Linked DNA regions of Mus musculus: region 2 is linked to region 1. A link is a loop called in an ENCODE intact Hi-C map of the cell type or tissue named here. Cell type or tissue: heart. All regions are shown on one strand. Each heading gives the region's core, and the rest is flanking DNA. Links, peaks and the distances in the headings are about the cores only.

Region 1 (5,376 bases), core at 225-5,224:
TTATACAACCATATCTCTCTGTACAGTTGTAAGTGAGTCTAAATGCATTTCCCTCTCCCCAACGCTGTGCCCCAGTATAAGACAACAATATCTCTCTAACAGTATCTTAAATAAATGCAAGGAGAGGAAACTACATGCCACACCTACCATCAAGGTCTACACACTTTGAAAATTAAATAATCTGGTGAGGTCCACAAAGTCTACTCAGTAAAGCTCATGTGAGCTGCCTTAACGCAGAAGAGGAAGGAAGGTTAGAAAGCTGGGAAGCTGGGAACCGGCCTGCTTCTTCTGCATACAAGTACATGTCCCCAGTCAGCACGTGCTGTCTGGCTGACTCAAAGGTAGTCGATGGCCAGTGCTTTCTTACAGGTGTCCAATCCTGGCAAAGTTGTCCAGGTCAGCAGGTTGTTCCACTAAGCAGTAACGAGGACGAGGACAGACGTCCTCTTGGAGGGGTCACACCAACCAGGGATAATGTCTTCTTTTTGGTTATGGTTTCCAGCAAGTTGGATTTTGTTTTGGTGTCTCGGGTTTACTTAGGGAAGAGCAGATGAGGACAGGAGCAGGAGATGAGTAGGGCACATAAGTGAGAGAAACTGATCCAGGTCTCTAGATTATATGGAGGAGGGAATGGGTGTGGAAGCACCAGGGAGAGGGTGGGGATGGGGGTGTGGGCTGTGAGTTTGTGCTTTCCCAGGCGGGCCGGCAGGGGCCGAGGCAGTGTTGGAAGATCGCATCTTGGTGTTGGGAAGTTTGTGGTCTTTCTTCCACTTCATTCTCCGGTTCTGAAACCAGATCTTGACCTGGCGCTCCGACAAGCAGAGCGTGTGGGCGATCTCGATGCGGCGCCGCCGGGTCAGGTAGCGGTTAAAGTGGAATTCCTTCTCCAGTTCCAAGACTTGCTGCCGGGTATAGGCGGTTCGAGAGCGCTTAGGTTCGCCTCCGTTATAACTGGAGTTGACTGAACACCAGAACCCCGAAAGAGAAGGCCAAAGAGGAAGAAGTAGAAGAGGAGGAGGGGAGGAGAGAGGAGATAGGGTGGGGAAGAGCAATCGGACATCATCATTATATAATAACCTGACACCAAGTTCACACAAGATACATAAAAAGGCAAAGAAAATGTTTCACAGGCTATTGACAACGGGAAACACCCGAGAGCCATAAAGAATGGTGCTGGGCTTTGGGGCTGAAGAAAAGCTTCAAAGACACATGGCCGGGAGCCTCTGCCAGGGCAATTAAATTTATGGGGGCTATAATTACTGCCCTAACAGTTTGGCGTCTCGTAAATCTCAGGATAAAGGGACCCTGGGTACAAAAGGGTTCTCACGTTAGGACCAGGCTGCGGGCGGCGCGCACACACCCACAGCCAAAGCGCCGGCCAGATGGGGGTCCCCTCCCGCGCCCTGCCCCGCGCCCCCACGCCCGCTGCCCTCCCGGCGGCGCCACATACCGGCGCTCACGTGGATCTTCTTCATCCAGGGGTACACCACCGGCTCCTTGCCCTTCGGGCCCGCCGGGCCCTGGTCCGCCAGCAGCAGCGGGCACGCGGGGGCGCTGCCCCCCGTCGCGACAGCCGGGGTGGTGGGGCCGGGAGCGCAGTGCCGAGGGGGCGCGGGGGGCTGCGGGGCCGGGCTGGGGTGCGCGCCGGGGGCCGGGGACTGCTCGGGTCGCGCGGGGCTGGCCCCGCGGCAGGCGTAGGGACAGGCGGCGGCGGGCGCGGGGTACAGGCCCCCGGGGTAGCTGGGCTCGCGCGCCCGCGGCGCGTAGTAAGCGGGGGGCTGGCGGGCCGCGTGCGGGTTCGGGGCCGGCAGGTGCGGGGCGCTCTGGGGCCGCGGGTAGCCGGGACCCCCGCCCACGGCGCCGTCCCCACCGCCCGGGCCACCGTGCGGGGCGAACTCCTCGAAAGGAGGGAACTTGGGCTCGATGTAGTTGGAGTTTATCAAAAACGAGCTCATGGTCATTAATTTGTGAAGTGCAAAAATACTAATTTTTCTCGCGGTGTCGTTTTTCTGCGCTCGCCGAGGCCCCTCCCCCTCTCGCCGCGCTTCCCATCCCCCCCCCCCCCCCCCCCCGGCCCCGGCGCCCGCCCCTCCCCCCGCTGTCAAACGACTGCCCCTCCCCCTCCCGCCGTCGCCGCCGCCGAAGTCCGCGCCGCTCCTCCCCCGCCCGCGCGCGCTCCCCGTGGCCCTGCGCGCCCCGCCCCCGCGCCCCACGTGCTGCGATCCGGCCAATGGGAAATCCGCGCGCGCGGACCCGGATCAGGAAACGCGCGGGGGATGCGTGATGGATGCTGCTAGCCTTCAGGGTGGGAGAAGCGAGCTTGGGTTCCTCGGGCCCCCCAACTTGGGTTCCGGCTGAGAAGTTGGGGCCTGTTAGACTGCGGGTCCTTTCGAGCCCTGTTCCTGCCCACGTCTGTCCTAGGCCTCTGGGCAGCTGGTCGCCACGACTCAGCGCCGATCTCCAGTCCAACCAGGCTTCGGGTGGTCCTCCGAGGGTTCGAGGCCCTCCAGGAGAGGGAAGGGCACTGGGACCAAGAGGCAGACCCTGGCTTTTTATCCTAGCTCTGGAATAAAACGAAGGAGGCCTACGGACCCATTTTTCTCGCCCTTTGATTCTTTGTCCACGCCCTACACATCCACCCGGCTGTTAGGGAGTCCCTGCTTTGCGAAGCCAGGGCTGGAGCTGCACAGGGAGGATGGGTAGAAGGGCCGCTGAACAAGCGGGTCAAGGAAGTACAGCAAGCGAGGGCGATCCACTAAAACCTCGTGGATACTTATTTTTACTTTTTTTCTTTCAGACGCAGAATTTGTACATTATTTTTTCATTTAAAGACTTGGAACCTTCCTATATTGCAGTTGATGGAGGTGCTGAGGAGAGCTAAATGTGCCTCCTTTATTAGGCGCTATTGTGAGACCTCCACCCCAGAGTGGGAAGAGAGACGACGCCTGCACAAAACCCGGCTTCGAATCCAGTAACTTCGCGTTTCAGAACAATCACCAAACAAAAACAAGTTTGAGATACAATAAGACCCTGCCTGGTCTAATTGTCAATCGGTCTTTTCTAACTTTTCCCTCCCTTCTCCTTTTGGATGCTGTTTCCTCGTGCAGGATCTAAACCAAGGGCTATATTTACAGACCAGCCCGCGATTGCTGAAAAATTAGCATTTTAACGATATCAGTAGCTCTGGAAAGGAGAGAGAAGGGACTGTTGCCTGCCATTTGGTAATTGAAATTTGATGGGTAAACTAATTATGCCATTATTATTAACAAATAAATTACTTATTAATTCCACCTAATGTTGATCTTTGAAGTAAATACTGATGCCTCACTCGTACCTGGAATTGTGCTCTTTCTTTCTTCTGAATAGCAGACACGCCTAGATCCTTTGCATGATGGTAAAGCAGTGCAAACTATCACCGCCATTCTAAAAAATAACTCTCCTCTGGGTATGCAAAGCAGTTTCCGTTGGTGCACCTTGCTGATTTTTCAGAGAGCAGGATAGAACAACGGCCTTCTCAAACGCAGACCAGGAAAGTTATAACCCAAGCCTAGAGACACTTCAGAAAGAACATCCATTCTATCTTCATTCATATCTGTTACTCACTTGAGCTACTAAATACTGGGATATATCCTATTTGATAGATAGTCATTTAATGCTTAGACACATGAAGACTATTATTGAGACTAATCTTTAAAGTAATTTAGGGAAAGAGGTTAAAAAAAGGATCATGTTAGTTTCTTATTGAAATCATCCTGAAGTAGTACAAAGAGATTTTCCACACTGGGTGTCTGTGCTGGTAAAGAGAGCTGTCCACTGACAGGAAGCACCATGATTTTTTTTTTAAATGAAAATCTGAGCCATAGATGGAAACCAACAAAGATTCTAATCTCTAGATATCTTCTCTAGACTGGAGGAAGGAAATCTAGCCTGATGTGGCTACTTTAAACTGATATCTCTCTCTAGCAAGAAAATAGCAAGAAAATAGGTACACAAATGAGACAGGAGACATCTCTAACATTAGTAGCACACAGACAGACCATACAAATACACATGCACTGCATATCTGCATGTGTTCAGGTTGGATGAAAAGCTTGAGGAAATCTAGTCTGCTTCTGGTGTCACCAACCCTGAGCACTGGAGGAGTCCTAACCATGTCTGTTTAATATTATTTACAGAGTCTAAGACACAAAAATCCATGTTGTTTAGCCTCAGAATGGTCTACAGAGTTTCCACGTTTTAAGTATTAAGGAGGCACTGTTTTGTATACGGTTAAGCTAGAGGACTTAACTCTGTTTCCTGAGGTTCTATTAAGGAGGATGGGCTGACACAATCCCCCAAGGCCTGTAACACGTCTTTGAGCTCCTATCATAAACACAAACGGAGCCAGGACCACCAAGTGTTATCTCACACACCGACATTTTGACATTTTACTGCAAGATTTATGGCTGTAATAAACAATCTCAGTACCTTTCCTGAACCTTCCACAGCCTCCCTTTGCAAGCAAGCCATAGCAAAAATCCCATGGAATCAAATAATCATTTGGAAAAAAAACAGTAAACCTAAGAAGCATCTCTTGCCTTCAACATGAGATCCAAGACACCAAACGAAAGGTAGAAAGAAAGTAACTCAATTAGGAAAACAAGCCAAAGTTTACCACAGCAGCATCTTGCCTGGGGATGGGATGCCCTGAAATGGAGCAGAGAGGGAGCCTGCTAATCTTCGCACACCAACTGGCTCTAGTCCCAAGCGGGGTTGAAGCACTATTTTTTCCTTGGGAAACTGGTAAGCACAATTGTTCCTTTCCATGTGCAGGGATAGCATATATTCCCCAAATCGCTATCTTAAAACCCCATTAAGTGAAATAACTTTTCATCATGTCCTTGCATCCCAGATGGAGTCGAAGGGAGTCTGAGGGAGAGGGAGGGCGAGAAGGACCCAGTGTTTGCAGCCTGGTTTGAATCTGATTTGAATCATTTTGAATATATTTGGAACAGCCTTCCCACTTGAATGCAACCCTGTCCCAAGTTTCAAAGTGACCGAACAGTGACACCGTGTGCATTTTGTTTCTTATTAATCTTACACATTGACAGTCTTTGTTAAGTCACAGGCGCGCCCTCACCAGCCGACATTTTCATATTTGTTAGACGCGCTGACCTGAAGTTCACCTCGGCCTTGGACTTTGCGCTTCTAAAAGGTCTATACAGTGTCTTTTAGAGAGCTGGGTGCTTTGCCCAGGTCAGTCCTTCCCAGGAAAAACCAAGGGGAAAAGGCAAAGGAAATGTAAGCATTATGGGATGTATTGACTGTATTTGTCCTTTGTTCTTTAGCATGAGGGCCTCCGGGCTGTCCTCTATCTCAAACACTTCTCTAGACTGA
Region 2 (5,376 bases), core at 147-5,146, 110 kb before region 1:
TCAACTGCAGCATAGGTTGTCTGGGCTGCAGATCAAGTTCAATATCAGCCTAGATGAATTTAGTGACCCTCATCTCAAAATAAAAATACATAAATGGATACAGCCTACTAGCAGAATACATACCAGCATGTACAAGGTCCTGGGTTTAATCTCAGATGCTGAAAAAGGAAAGAGGAAGAGAGATGGGAAAGGGGTCTTCTAATTAGTTCCTCCACAGGTCAATATAATCCTGGATAAAATCTGAATCATGAGAGTTCAAATAAATAAATGGTGTGAAATTTAGCTTCATTGCTGGCTGAATTATAATGCATTTTATTCTTTGAAATGTGAATGTTAATATAGATTTCCTGACAATCATAAATATTTTTAACATAACACCTACTTCTTAGCTGAGGATTAGAGTTGATGTTAATACTAAAATATTCCTTAAAAGTCAATACTCTGTTAAAATTCCTCTTTGTCCACTATAGCTTTCGTTTATTTTCTGAGGTGCTGTTTTGAGATTATCATTCTCCTTACATTAAAATAGCTCTTTCCAATTAGATCTAGAACCTACAAGAACCTTCTCTGCAACTCCCGATTGCAAGCAGCAATTAAATATCAAATGCACGGAGTCTGGACCACAGAAATGTCCCAAGAGAGAAGGTCCATCACTTTCACTCTCCCATGCTGGCTAGGGAAGAACTAGCAAGCCCCTCTTCTTGTTCCTTGTTGTTCCTTGTTACTCATTACTACTTGTTACTATGGTAACCATACCCTAACGAACAAGCAAGGGCAAGAGAAGATGAGGTTCAGAGCTGAAACAGCTGGAGGTAAATCAAAGGTGAGTTTCCTTCCTAAGACCTCTCTCAACAGCAAGGTCCTTCTCACTCCAAGAATGGAGAGTAGCTGGTTGCCAGAGGAAGGCTGTCTCATTCCTATGTGCATCTAGGAAGAGGTACCACAGTGTGAGTCACAGGTGATGACTGGCTGACCAAGAACAAGCTATCTTGAAAACTCACAATTGCAACATCATGTGTTTGGTGCTATCGTCAATTAGATAGCTCTGTCCAGCTGTCTTCTAGACCTACACATTATGCCGTTCATCCCACACCACTGCTATAACAAATTGCCACAAACCTAGTGACTTAAAACAACTGCTGTGAACTCAGAGCCCCCAAAATTACATGTTGAAACCTTAATCCCAGAGTGACGATATTTGGAAATGGAACCCTTTTAGAGGTAGTTAGGCCATTAGTGTGAAGCCTTCATGGAGGCTTTAATGCTTTTACAAGAAGAGACAAGAGAGCCTGCCTCTTCTTTCTTTGCTTTCATGTAGGGAACCAAGGAGAACATAGCATCTTTATTTAAATCAGGAGACACTAGATCTACGAGCAATTTGGTCTTGACCTTCATGAGCTAAGGAACTGAGAAAACTAAATACCAAATCTATGATCGTCTCTTTATACCATCCCAAACTAAGACAATGGTATACATCTATCTTTTTTACAGTCCAGAGGTTTTAAGTGTTAGGTCAGCTTCACTGGGCAGAAGTCAAGGTATCAGTGGGACATAGTAGATGTTCATTGTTTCTGAAGGATCCGAGCGTGTCTCCTTGCCTCGGTTTCATTGTCTCACGCTGCCTGTGTTCTGTGGCTCATGGTTCCAATTTCAAGTTCTTCACCCGAGCTCTGTCATCATCACAGGGCCTTCCTCTGATTTTTCTCTCAATCTCCTGTGTCCCTCTTAAAACTGTGCTGTTCTGGACTCACAGTGATGATCCAGGGTAGTCTCCCCATGTCCGTAGCCTTGCCCTAATCACAGCTTCAGAATACCTTTTGTTATTGTAGGTAACAGCCACGGGGCAAGGCTTTAGGCTGTGGGTGTAGCTGGGGATCACTAACCCACAATCCTCTAGGGGGTCTGGCCTGGAGACAAAGCTGTGGAAATGAACACAGATGTATCCCTAAGTGTACAAGGGAAGAATCCGGGGCAGTCATTTCCTACTTTCATTACCCATAGTAGAATATGACAGCAAATCAGGGGACGTACAAAAGGAGCACGCCATGTTTGAGTCTAATGAAGCGGAGGTCAGACAGAATATTTTGTAATATGGAACAATGATCAAAAAGCATAGGTCAGAGACAGGATGTAATTTTAAATAAGTGCCGCTTTAATCACAGTGTCTACTGGAGGAAGAAGCTTATCTGGAGAGAAAAAATGAGGTGTAGCTCTGATTATGGTAAGGATTAAGTTAGACAGTTTATGCAAGAAACCAGCACAGTGCCTAACACGTGGTAGAAAACGCTTATGCTCATGATTTCTTCCAAGGCCATGAGATAAAAGCTTTTCTTCCTCTCGGCTTGCAATGATGGATCTACACACAGTTTCTGCCTTGACAGAAAAGCACTGCGTTTCACTCCCCGAAGAGGGTGCTGACACTAAGCTAAAGGAAATATCAGACGATGACCTCTCCCGAGGACTGCCAGCACCATCTTTGATGTGTAGTCTCTTTCCTGAAATGACCTCCTTTTCCTGGGTTAAAGTTGAGTAGCCGGGCATCAGCGGCTACTTGGGAAAGTGCTGAGTGGCTGATACGTGCTGTCAGCATTGTCCAAGGCCAGCCGGAGAATGTCCTCATGGCCCCTTCCTTTCCACTCACATCTGGCAAAGACTTGCGCTGTGATGCTTAGGAAGCTGGGAAGTGACGAAGACGAAGACGCATAGTGCTTTCCTGCCATATCACACACCCACTGAAAAGGCCGTCACCACAATGCTTTGTTTGTGAGTGGAAACAATAGGGAATCTTCCAGGGGATACTCCAGCCACTTTGGAGGATGTAAAAATCAGATGCCATAAAAAGGCCAAATGTCACCTCTTATCCATGTGCCAAAAATTTACTACCACAACTATTAAGTAATAATATCATATACTAAGTAGTAGTATTGTGTATAGAAAAAATACACATCTACGTGAATAAGCAGTTAAAGAGTTCATAACTTACCTATGGAAGCCTTACTTCTGCCCTGACCTGATACAGCTATTTCATCACTGGGGTTGGTAGACCTGACTTTCTCCTTCTCTCCTCTTTATCTGGAACCCAGATCTGTCTTTTGTCCTTACTATCCACATCACTTGTTAAAACCTTGTGCCATTTGCTAGAAAAGGCAGGAAGAGATAACCAACCACTTCTCAGATTGTGTTCATCCAAAAGCTCCCTGCCCTGCCCTCCGCACACCTCCGGAGGAACTGCTGCTCTCTTTGATCTATTTCACAGGAAAGATATATAATATAGGCAGAAAAAGATGTTTCAGGATTTTTTTTTTAGTACCCTACTGTGAAATTCTTCTAGAATGCCTGCTAAATGCAGTTATTTAGAAGCTGAAGAGATGGCTTAGCAGTTAAGAGCACTTGTAGCTCTTGCAGAGAGAGGACTGAGGTTCAAGTCCCAGTACCCATATGCTGGTTCACAACCATCCTTAACTCCAGTTCTAGGTTATCCAACACTCTCTTCTGACTTCCTGGGCACCAGGCACGTGTGTGGTGCACAGCACCCGTGCATGCAGGCAAAACACTCGTACACATAAAATAAGCAAACCAGTCAGAAACTAAAAATAGATGGAATTGTCCTGGTGGTTGTGTTTTCTCCCTTAAGTGACATTCAATCTTAAAAAGCAAGGCTCATACAATGGAGCAAACGCCTAAGACCGGTCTTAATGAATACAGCGAGTACTTCTACTAGACAGATGTCATCTGCAGGTGACCAATGTGAGCACTTTGATTCAGAATCAGCTGGAAAAAGCTACAGTCCTAAAAAGGGGTGGGAGTGGGGGCGGGGGGTAAAAGGGTGGGTTGTGAAAACACTGAAGAATTTTAAAGGATTAGAATTCCATCTCCAAGGCTTGGGACAGAGCAAATTGTCTCTGTAATAAATCATTATCCGTCCAGTGTGTGGTTGGCCTACTAAGCATCTTACCTGAGCTCAGAAACAAACGGAGTAAAAAGTAGCCGGAGACCGTCACGGTAAAGGGGGTTCCCACAAATAACAAATAACACAAACTCCGAAGGAAAATGCAAGCTGGACAATATTTATTGTGCCAGTTTAAAGACTAAGATCTATTACTATTTCCTGCCTGAGGCTTCAAAATTGTTCTCACTCTCCTATAATTTTCCAGCCATGGACAATGAGATTATGCGTGCACATGAGATCGTCCTCGGAGACAATTAGGTTATGGAGAACATTTCTCTGCTTCCTCCCGGGCTTCCTAGCACTGCTTCAAATCTAATAGTAATAGAGTGTTATAAAGGCAAATGAGTCAGTACAGTCCACTTCAGACTTAATCCCATACAATATATTTAAAATACTCCTATAATTTACTTGAACACCCATGTCCACAAGGCAATAAAGCAAATGAGCGTGTGTATCGATGAAGGGACAGAGAAGCAGTTGGCGCCCCAGTCCCTGACCCCTAATGGAGTCAACAACCTGAGTGGCCAGCCGTTACTGTTTGTTTCACTGCCCACCCGTGGCCAGCTTCACTCCAAGTAATATTTCCAATATGTATTATAGGACATTGGACAAATGGGTCTGATTTCTTAAAATAGCCACCACATGCGGGGAGCACAGGAAGTGCTGAGTGAGTATGTAAAGAGCAGATGAAAGTCCCCTAGCAAACGTTCAGTGTTGATGTGGGCACGCCATGTCAAAGACCAAGGCCTTGACCTCTGGGAAATTAGGATCCGAGTGACAAAAGTCTTCCTTTTGTCCTGGGATGAGCAAATGATTAAACAGTGTGTGCAAAGCAGCAACAGCAGCTTCCTCCTCCCAGATGTCTACACCCTGAAGCGGGCTCACCGACGGATACCTCCTTTTGAGACTAGCAAGCTCCTGTTGTGCCGGACATAATAAACACAGGGAAGTTCGAGGTTGCTGGAGTTGTTGGTGCCACTCCATCAGAGTATGCACAGCCCACCTGACCCCAGTGTCTGTCCCCTCTGCATCCCCTCACAGACCTGAGCCAGAGTTCTGGGACCCAAGCTGAGAGACGTAGCCATCTCAGCCTATAAAATGCAGCCTAGGATTCAAGGCCAGGCACCCCACACATACTCCTAACTTTCTTCCCACTTGTTTGTTTGTTTCAAGATGGGGTTTCTCTGTGTAGTCCTGGCTGTCCTAGAACTCACTCTGGAGACCAGGCTGGCCTCGAACTAAGAGATCCACCAGCTTCTGGTTCCTGAGTGCTGGGATTAGAGGTATGCACCACCACCACTACCCAGCTTCAACTTTCTTTCTATCCTCGTCTCTCAACACTCAATATAAAAACTCCCCCATACTACTTCTAATCACAGTCTTATGTCTTATCTGAAGCCATCTTGAAAGTTAAGTGCACTGTCGTC

The links. Hi-C counts contacts between places; a loop is a spot of excess contacts. Peaks named below come from ENCODE experiments on the same cell type or tissue, not always from the same donor. Only the 100,000 strongest peaks of a DNase experiment are listed, where the experiment ranks them.
Region 2: it touches region 1 in a loop (2.6-fold over the local background); 3 of 42 quality-filtered maps call a loop at or near these places.

What each region holds. Positions count from the first base shown.
Region 1 is chr6:52,189,728-52,195,103 of GRCm38, forward strand. All of the region lies in intron 2 of Hoxa3 (homeobox A3), which reads right to left. Hoxa4 (homeobox A4) reads right to left here and starts at 1,976. Exons shown (of 2, transcript NM_008265.4): 1 at 1,451-1,976; 2 at 1-961. The coding sequence starts at 1,961. The coding sequence ends at 615. It overlaps LOC115490409 (a long non-coding RNA gene), which reads left to right. Exons shown (of 2, transcript NR_168044.1): 2 at 2,798-3,333. In heart, for the core only: no CTCF peak of the experiment used is centred there; a DNase peak (open chromatin) is centred at 2,244; H3K4me3 peaks cover 2,632 bases; H3K27ac peaks cover 2,327 bases; H3K27me3 peaks cover 4,868 bases.
Region 2 is chr6:52,083,842-52,089,217 of GRCm38, forward strand. No RefSeq gene overlaps it. Among named protein-coding and RNA genes, the nearest start is that of Halr1, 16 kb to the right of the region's middle. In heart, for the core only: a CTCF peak has its summit at 2,399; a DNase peak (open chromatin) is centred at 2,650; H3K4me3 peaks cover 450 bases; H3K27me3 peaks cover 4,013 bases.